Linked DNA regions of Homo sapiens: region 2 is linked to region 1. Evidence: chromatin loops called from intact Hi-C (ENCODE). Cell type or tissue: heart right ventricle. All regions are shown on one strand.

The links. A loop is a pair of places that touch in the nucleus more often than their neighbours do. Peaks named below come from ENCODE experiments on the same cell type or tissue, not always from the same donor. Only the 100,000 strongest peaks of a DNase experiment are listed, where the experiment ranks them.
Region 2: a loop joins it to region 1, with 22 times the contacts of the local background. A loop is called at or near these places in 27 of 110 quality-filtered maps.

What each region holds. Positions count from the first base shown.
Region 1 is chr5:56,261,723-56,266,722 of GRCh38, reverse strand. No RefSeq gene overlaps it. Among named protein-coding and RNA genes, the nearest start is that of ANKRD55, 31 kb to the right of the region's middle. In heart right ventricle, a CTCF peak has its summit at 2,129; no DNase peak of the experiment used is centred here.
Region 2 is chr5:57,135,452-57,140,451 of GRCh38, reverse strand. No RefSeq gene overlaps it. Among named protein-coding and RNA genes, the nearest start is that of GPBP1, 36 kb to the left of the region's middle. In heart right ventricle, a CTCF peak has its summit at 2,162 (motif pointing right); a DNase peak (open chromatin) is centred at 2,191; H3K27me3 peaks cover 249 bases.

The DNA.
Region 1 (5,000 bases):
AGCTAAGATCGCGTCACTGCATTCCAGCTTGAGCAACAAAGCGAGACTCCATCTCAAAAAAAAAAAAAAGTTCATCATCACTAATCATCAGAGAAATGGAAATCAAAACCACCATGAGACACTATCTCACGCCATTCAGAATGACCATTACTAAAAAGTAAAAAAAAAAAAAAAAACAGATGCTGGCAAGGCTGCAGAGAAAACGGAATACCTATACACTGTTGGTGGGAATGTAAATTAGATCAGCCACTGTGGAAAGCAGTTTGGCGACTTCTCAGAGAATTTAAAACAGAGCTACCATTCGACCCAGAAATCCCATTATTGGGTATATGCCCAAAGGAAAATAAATTATTATACCAAAAAGACACATGCACTCATATGTTCATTGCCATGCTACTCACAATAGCAAAGCCATGGAATTGACTTAGGTGCCAATAAATGATGGACTGAATAAAGAAAATGTAGAACATATACACCATGGAATATTCCACAGACATAAACAAGAATGAATCATGTCCTTTGCAGCAACATGGATGGAGCTGGAGGCCATAATCCTAAGTGAGTTAATGCAGGAACAGAAAACCAAATGCTGCATGTTCTCACTTAAAAGTGGGAGCTAAATATTGAACATACATAGACATAAACATGGGAACAACAGACACTGCAGACTACTAGATGGGAGAGGGTGGGAGGGAATGAGGTGAAAAACTACCTATTGGGTACTATGCTCATGACCTGGGTGCAGTCCATTTATGTAATAAACCTGCATATGTACCCCTGTATCTAAAATAAAAGTTGAAATTTTTAAAAAATCTTTATAAATCTAGATAAGAAACTGTTAACTTTTCACCATTTAACAAAAGTAAATGTCTTACAAGAAAAATGTTTTAAAGGGATAATCTATTGTCTAGAAGAAAGATGACAAAATTATATTTAAAAAGAGAAAGAAAGGGCCGGGTGTGGTGGCTCACGCCTGTAATCCCAGCACTTTGGGACACAGAGGCAGGAGGATCACTTAAGGCCAGGAGCTCGAGACAAGCCTGGCCAACATGGCTTTCTACTAAAAATACAAAAACTCAACAGGCGTGGCGGTGGCACCTGTGGTCCCAGCTACTAGGGAGGCTGAGGCAGGAGAATCACTTGAACCCAGGAGGCAGAGGTTGCAGTGAGCCGAGATCATGCCACTGCACTCCAGCCTGGGCAACAGAGAGAGATTCTGTCTTGGAAAAAAAAAAAAAAGAATGAATGAATGAATGAATGAATGAAATTGGAGATGAAGAAGGCAACATTGAAGCCAGGACAAACAATAAGTAAATTACTTCAACAATTATCCATGTGAAGTGACAAAGGTATGTACTTTGAGAAGAGGGCAGGAAATTCCAACCAGAGATGAGGTGTCACCAGTGGGATCTGGCTAAATTCTAGCCCCAGACATTTTATATTATAATCCCAACAAGGAGGTATCAAACACTAACATATTTTACAACTTTGGTGTGGTCACCTAAAAATAATAACCATCTCTGACAAGTACTATACCAAGTCCTTTCCATATGCCTTTCATTCCCATAAAAAGTGAGCTTAGGAATTATCATCATGATTGATGTTACAGATGAGGAAACTGAGATTCAGAGAACATCTGACTTACTAAAAGCTTCCCAAATAGGAAATAACCAACTAAAAGCTGAAACCCAGATCATCTTACTCCAAGTTATTCACTAATGCTTTCTACAAACATCAACTGAGAAGTCACAAGCACCAAGCACTATGCTACATAAATAATTCATACCCACCACATTAGGAAGCTTATGGCGATTGTACAGATAAACATAATAGATGTGTTAGCTATAGGTGCCAATACATTCCCTAAGTGCGTCAACATTTGTCATTGGGATAAGTGTGTATTAAATATTTGAGGGCACGTTTCATAAGTAAAATTCCAATTCAAATGCAGTTTATTCCATCTTCTTGCATGAGGGTAGCTGAAAAGAGCCAGCTGCCCATCCTACAGAATGAGTCCAGAAAGTGATGCATCTGATGTCTACAGTTTGCCAACAAAGTCATTCTCCCCACTTTAGTCTCTTGGCAAGGAGAAGGCAAGCACTGACTGGTACAAACCTGCCACCTGCAGGAGCCAAGAGGAACAAACCCAAATTCCAGGGAAGTACGGTGACCAGAGGGGGCCATCTAACAACAGACCATCCTGGGATCTGGCTTCACCCCTCAGTGTGAGCCAACACCCTGTCACTGATCCCGCCCACCTCCATTCTTAATGGTGAAGCCTGGTGAAATTGAACACTGAGGAAGCTCTCAGGAAACGAAGGCATGAAGACTTTGCATGGAGTGAAGTCAGGCTGACCTAAGCACAAATCCCAACGTGGCCACTTACCAGCTATATCACTGTAACCATGTGCGTCAACCTCTGTAAACCTCCATTTTATTGTCTGTAAAATGAGATTACTGGCAATCAAATATATGTTGAATGAATGAGAAGAACGCACCAATACATTTTTGTTGGTAGGATTAGAAAAACATGTATATGTAAAGGACCTACTGTAGTACATGGCACAGTCAAAAAATAAATGAGTATAAAATCATTTATTTAAATAATACGAACTTTCTCTGCATTGAGCACCCTGCAGTCAGCTCAGCTCATATATGTGTAATCTAGAATGTTTTTGTGACAAAAGCAAAACAAAACTTTGTCCCGAATCCCTTTCTCGGACTTATATAAGCCACGACCAATCCAGCTTCAACTCATCCAAGACATGAAGTCAAAAAATAAAAGGTATTATCAATATGTGATCGGAGATATTATCAATAGAGGAGGAGATCTATAGAAGAGAGGCTATTCTACCAATTTGACTGTATAAACTTTGGTGAGATTTGCCATCCATTCCTACATATATGTATGTGGTACTCAAAGATTTCAAAAAGCAAGTTTTGGAGCAATTCTCCTTAATCAACTGCTTCTCATGATACTATCCAGGAGCTTAATAATAATGACAACTGAAATAATAGCTAGCATCATGTGCCTTATAGCAGATACTATTCTTACTCCATGTTGCAGATAAGGAAAATGAGGCTCAGCAAACTTAAGTGTAGCAGACATGAGCGGTTTTCTACCCAATACGCTCCCTCCTCATTGACCAATCTCAAATTTTTTTCAAATGTCCACCCCTCCCCAAGCAGCTCTGGCATGCATACAAATTAGGGAGGCCCATCACAGAAACCCACTTTCAATAGCTGGGGTTTGGCTTAGGTAGGAACAAGTGACCTAGTTTTGTTCAATAATTCATGAGATGAGGTCTGCTAGTGGAAGGGGGGAGGCTTTTGGAAAGGATTACTAGATAATAAAGAGACATATGGGAAGAAAAGTTCCTGTTTCTTCCATCAGATGTTGTGTCCAGACGTGACTCAGGGTACCAAGAAGAGTAGCTAAAGATACTACTGGTATGTTGAAGATGGCAGAGTAGAAAGATGGCAAGAACCTGAGTTCTCCCTTATCGGGCCATTGAATCAACCAACTCTAATGAAATTCTACCTCAGCCTTCATAATATATGAGAAAATACATTGTTCTTCTTGTTTAAGGCTTTCAGGCTGGGTTTTTCTGTTTTGTTTTGTTTGTTTGTTTGTTTGTTTTGGCTACTTCCAATAAAAAGCTTCTTTCTGGATTCACTAAGTAAATCGGTGAAGGTCACACACTCAGCAAACGGCAGATCCAGCTCTTAACCTTCCCACCCTCTCATCCCATCCCCAGCCCCAGCCAAAGTCCCTTGGCTCACGGCAGGCCTGAGATCACAGGAATGAAAAACCTCAGTTAAAGAAAAAATCAGAAATATGAGTTTCTCTGTCACAAAGCAAAGAGCATCTAAGTAGAAGTGTACTTACCAGCAAGATTGAAAGCTGCAGGAAAAAATATGGAAGCAAATATATTTCCCCAGAAATGATTTTCACTAAACTACAAATTTTTTAACCATTAAGACTTTCTCTACTGCCAAATAAGAATCAATAGTTATCTTTTCATGGATATTAAAAACCCCTTGTTTTTAAAAGAACAGTAAATAAATAAGTTTCACCAGAAAATTCTTGACCGGGTATTCTTAAAGTGTGGTTTGGAAACTTTAAGCCTCTTTCAGGTCAAAACTAGTTTTCATGATAACACTGAGGCATCAATCGCCTTTTTCATCTCGTCCTCTCAAGTGTGCATTAGTGCTCTCCAGAGGCTACATGATATGTGATATCAAACAGACTAGTGCAGAAACAGATATGAGAATCCAGCTGTCTTCTGATAGAAAGCATTTCTCAAAGAGAGATTTGCCAGATATCAAAGAGATTGGCAAACATTTTATAGAGACATACATCAGTGTCATTTTGATAATTTTTTGTCTCAGAAAATAAGTCATTTTCATAAATATGTGGTATTTATGTTCATTGGTATTGGGTTTATTATTGGAGTTTTTAAAATTAATAAACTTTTTTAAGTCCTCCGGGTTTTATTTCAAGTATAGTAACTATAGGTTGATATAACTCACATATACCAAAGTTCCTTATGGTCCTCTATCACTTGTAAGAGAGTGAAGGAGTCTTGAGACCCAAACACTTGAGAATCTCTGTTCTAGACCAACATATGATGATGTTTCTTCTTCTCCCACTTAGACGCTACCTCTTGAGTGGCAGGGTTTACATGCTTGAAGCATCTTTCTGCCTCCCTCTGATGAGGGATAGATTTACGGTTTCATCCACAGACTATGGGCCTGGGGCCTGTATTGTCTTCAAACTCTGCCACTTTAAACTTTGGTAGAACTTGGGTTCCCCCAAAGGAGACGTTAAGACAGGCTCTAGCCTTGGGAAATTAGTTCGCCTCCCAGCCATCCCTCCTCTCTTCCCATAGAACCCTAGAGCCAGTTTTCAATGCCAGTCTCTCAGAGACCCTCACCTCATTTTCTCTGCCGACACTTTTGCAGATAAGTCTAGCACTGACTAGAACACAGGTTGTAGA
Region 2 (5,000 bases), 870 kb before region 1:
CTTTCTCAAAAATAAATAAATAAATAAATAAATAAAAGGAATTAACCAAAACCAAAGAAATGAAAAATCTCTGCAATGAAAACCATAAAACACTGATGCAAGAAATTGAAGAGGACACACAAAAAAGGAAAGATATTCCATGTTCATGGATTGAAAGTAACAATATTGTTATTCCAATATTCTATGTTCATGGATTGGAAGAATCAATATTGTTGCAATCTACAGATTCAATGTAATTCCTATCAAAATACCAGTGACATCCTTCACAGAAATAGAAAAAAAAAAACCCTAAAATTTATATGGAACCACATAAGCCCCAGAATAGCCAAATATACCTTGAGCAAAAAGAACAAAACTGGAAAATCACATTATTGGATGTCAAATCATACTACAGAGCTGTAGTAACCAAAACAGCATAATACTGGCAGAAAAACAAACACATAGATCAGTGGAACAGAATAGAGAATACAGAAATAAATCCATACATCTACAATGAACTTACTTTTGACAAACATGCCAAGAATATACATTGCAGAAAAATCTTCAATAAATGGTGCTGGGAAAACTGGATATCATATGCAGAAGAATGAAACCTGATCAATATCTCTCACTTTGTACAAAAATGAAGTCAGGCCAGGCGAGGTGGTTCACGCCTGTAATCCCAGCACTTTGGGAAGCCGAGGCGGGTGGATTACCTGAGGTCAGGAGTTCAAGACCAGCCTGGACAAAATGGTGGTGAAACTCCATCTCTACTAAAAATACAAAAAATTAGCTGAGCATGGTGGCAGGCAACTGTAATCCCAGCTACTAGGGAGGCTGAGGCAGGAGAATCGCTTGAACCCCGGAGGCAGAGGTTGCAGTGAGCCGAGATCACGTCATTGCACTCCAGCCTGGGTGACAAGAGCAAAACTCCGTCTCAAAAATAAATAAATAAAAATACAAAAACTAGCCAGGCGTGGTGGCGCATGGCTGTAATCCCAGCTAATGGGAGACTGAGGCATGAGAATTGCTTGACCCAGGAGGCAGAGGTTGCAGTGAGCTGAGATCGTGCCACTGCACTCCAGCCTGGGCAACAGAGCAAGACTCTGTCTCAAAAACAAAAAAAAGTAATAATAATATATAGATATGCAGATTTTTTTTCTGAGACACGGTCTCCCTCTGTCACCCAGGGTGAGTGCAGTAGCAAGATCAGGCCTCACTGCAGTCTCGACCTCCCAGACTCAAGTGATCCTCCCACCTCAGCCTCTCAAGTAGCTGGGACTACAGGCATGTGTCACCACACCTGGCTAATTTTTTTTATTTTTTAATTTTTTATAGAGACAGGGTCTTGCTATGTTGCTCAGGCTGGTCTTGAACTCCCAGACTCAAGCAATCTTCCTGCCTCAGCCTTCCAAAGTGCTGGGATTACAGGTCTGAGCCACTGCACCTGGCCAGAAAAAAAAATATTTTTAAAAATTATAAAAGATAAAAATTAGCCATCTCAGAATGATGTGAGCAATTATTATTTTTTAAAAAACACTTCGAGGTATTTATTAGTGGTTATGGCATACAATCTACATGTGACATTTTTAGATAAGATAATTTAATAGACAGTGCCAGATAATGTTATCTGTTTGTATTGAATCTGCCTAAGGTTTTATTATCTGAGAGGCCTCAGGATTTCTTTTTTTCCCCCAAGAAAATCTTCCTTGTTGGTAAAATAGCTAAAACATTTAAAAGACAAAAATATATACGCTGGCTGGGCAGGGTGGCTCATGCTTGTAATCCCAGCACTTTGGGAAGCTGAGGCGGGAGAATCGCTTGAGACCAGGAGTTCAAGACCAGCCTGGGTTAACATAGTGGAACCCATCTCTACACACACACACACACACAAAAAAAAAAAAAAAAAAAAAAAAAAGAAGAAGAAAAGAAAAAAATTAGCTGGGTACATTGGCACATGCGTATAGTCCCAGCTACTTGGGAGGCTGAGGCAGGAAGATAGCTTGAGCCCAATAGGTTGTATTTATAGGTAAAATAGCACTGCTCAGATCCTATAGCAGCAGTAGAAGAAGAAAGTCAAGCTGTACAGCTGTGATGGTCCCACCAGTCCTAGCTCACAGGCAAGATGGGACCTAAAAGGGTTGCTGGTCAACAGGAATGGGTGGCTTGGAGACCTGATCCCAGAAGAGGGCAGCCAAGAGCTGCCTTAACCATTGAGGAAAGAATCAGAGGAGCCCTTCAAGGGTGACTTTAAAAGGGGTTCTGGGCCGGGACAGTGGCTCAAGCCTGTAATCCCAGCACTTTTGGGATCTGCCTCGGGCGGATCACGAGGTCAACAGATCGAGACCATCCTGGCCAATATGGTGAAACCTTGCCTCTACTAAAAAAACAAAAATAGCCGGGCCGGGTGGCGCGCCTGTAGTCCCAGCTACTCGGGAGGAGAATCGCTTGAACCGCGGAGGCGGAAGTTGCAGTGAGCCGAGATCGTGCCACTGCACTCCAGCCTGGGCGACAGAGTGAGACTCCATCACAAAAAAAAAAAAAAAAAAAAGGAAATAGAAAAAAAGTGTGTGTATGTATTTATAATCAAGGTCCACAAAAGGAACTTTTGCCTATTTAAATATACACAATAGTTATGATACACTTGAAAATACAATAAAGGTATGCTCTAATGATGAGTTTGAGGGCACTTTCAGGACTAGAAGCTAGAAGGAAGCTGTGATGTAACATTGTATTATGACTTAAACCTCCCTTGGAGCATTCTTGGAAGTAAGAGCTAAAGCTTAAATGCTACCCAGGTGTTATCTGAAGTCTCCTACCTACGAGATCTAGACAAGATTGGCTTGAATGCTAGTTACTCACTATGAGAAGTCCAAAGCCCTCCCTAAGATTTCTGTGACTCTCTGGGAGGGAGGAGGTAGATGTTGGGGAAGGTATGACGTTCTCATGGTCACCTTTATATGTATAAACAAAGCATTTAGAACAAATCCTGGCATGCCTTGTAAGTATTAGCTATTTTCACCTCTTCATTTTTCTTCCTCCTCCTCCTTCTCCTTGACTTTCTCTGCTTCTGGCTTCCACTAAGCAGGGTCAGTTAATAGATTGTCACCTTATTTCTGACACAGCTGTTCCATTCTGCACCATGCGGATCCATTGGTTAATTTCATTACCTGTTTCAATTGATACATACTTATAATACCACTACTCACTCCACTGCTCACCTCCCACCCCACACCCACCTCCACAGATGTTATTATCTGTTAACATGAAGTTTGTTTTTTTTTTTTTAGACGGAGTCTTGCTGTGTCGCTCAGGCTAGAAGTGCAAATAGCACAATCTCTGCTCACTGCAACCTCTGCCTCCCAGATTCAAGCAATTATCCTGTCTCAGCCTACTGAGTAGCTGGGACTACAGGCGCACATCACCACAAATTTTTGTATTTTTAGTAGAGACGGGGTTTCACCATATTGATCAGGCTGGTCTCAAACTCCTGACCTCATGTGATCCAACCACCTCAGCCTCCCAAAGTGCTGAGATTACAGGCATGAGCCGCTTTGCCCAGCCAACATGAGGTATTTTTGCTTTTGTTTTTTGAGACAGGTTCTTGCTCTGTTGCCCAGGCTGGAGTGCAGTGGCAAGATCATGGCTCACTGCAGCCTCAACTTCTTAGGCTCAATTGATCCTCCCACCTCAGCCTCCCAAGTAGCTGCTACCACAGACACATGCCATCATGCTCAGCTAATTTTTTAACATTTTTTTTTCTAGAGACAAGGTCTCATCATGTTGCCCAAGCTGGTCTTCAACTCCTGGCCTCAAGTGATCCTCCCACCTCAGCCTCCCAAAGTTTGGGGATTTAACAGGTGTGAGCCACTGCACCCAGTACATTTTTGTTTTTTATCAGACTTTGATGAAAATTTTGGGAGTGAAAATGAATGAGGTATGGGTATTCACAGCTCAACAACATGAACCCTTCCACTTGAATACTAGATACTTCTTTTTTTTTTGAGACAGAGTCTTGTCCTGTCACCCAGGCTGGAATGCGGTGGTGCGATCTCAGCTCACTGCAACTTCTGCCTCCCGACTTCAAGCGATTCTCCTGCCTCAGCTTCCTGAGTAGCTGCAACTACAGGCGCGTACCACCACGCCCAGTTAATTTTTGTATTTTTAGTCTGTAGGGTTTCCCCATGTTGGCCAGGCTGGTCTTGAACTCCTGATCTCAGGTGATCTGCCTGCCTCGGCCTCCCAAAGTTCTGGGATTACAGGCATGAGCCACCGCTCCCAGCCAAATACTAGATACTTCTTAAAAGTTCTTTTCCAAGGAATTTTTCTTTTTCTTTTCTTTTCTTTTTTTTTTTTTTTTTTTTTCGAGACGGAGTCTCGCTCTGTCACCCAGGCTGGAGTGCAGTGGCGGAATCTCACAGGTTCACGCCATTCTCCTGCCTCAGCCTCCCGAGTAGCTGGGACTACAGGCACCCGCCACCTCGCCTGGCTAATTTTTTGTATTTTTTAGTAGAGATGGGGTTTCACCGTGTTAGCCAGGATGGTCTCCATCTCCTGACCTCGTGATCCGCCCGCCTCGGCCTCCTAAAGTACTGGGATTACAGGCGTGAGCCACCGTACCCGGCCCCAGGGAATTTTTCTATTGGCTTCTGACTCATATAGGTATTTAGTAACACCCTGGCTAGATTGTTTCTCTTCTCTCCTGGGTCTTGTATCATTTCAGTACCCTCTCCTTCCTGAACTGCAGCCCCCAAATGCAAATTCTTATTCTTTACACAGAACACAGCAGTTCTCACTGCTGTCTACTTCCAGGCTAAGATCTGGCCCCCGTTTTGCATATCCAAACACATCCAAATGTTCAGTAGAACAAAAAGGCTTTTATTTACCAGGCTCTACCCTCCTTTGATGGACATTATGGTTGAAAATTTCATTTTTATCTCATTTTTGCACAGGCAGATAGAGTGAGAGAAATTTAACAGGGACCTCAGAGAGAAGACAAACTGGGAGGGATGTGGAGCTTC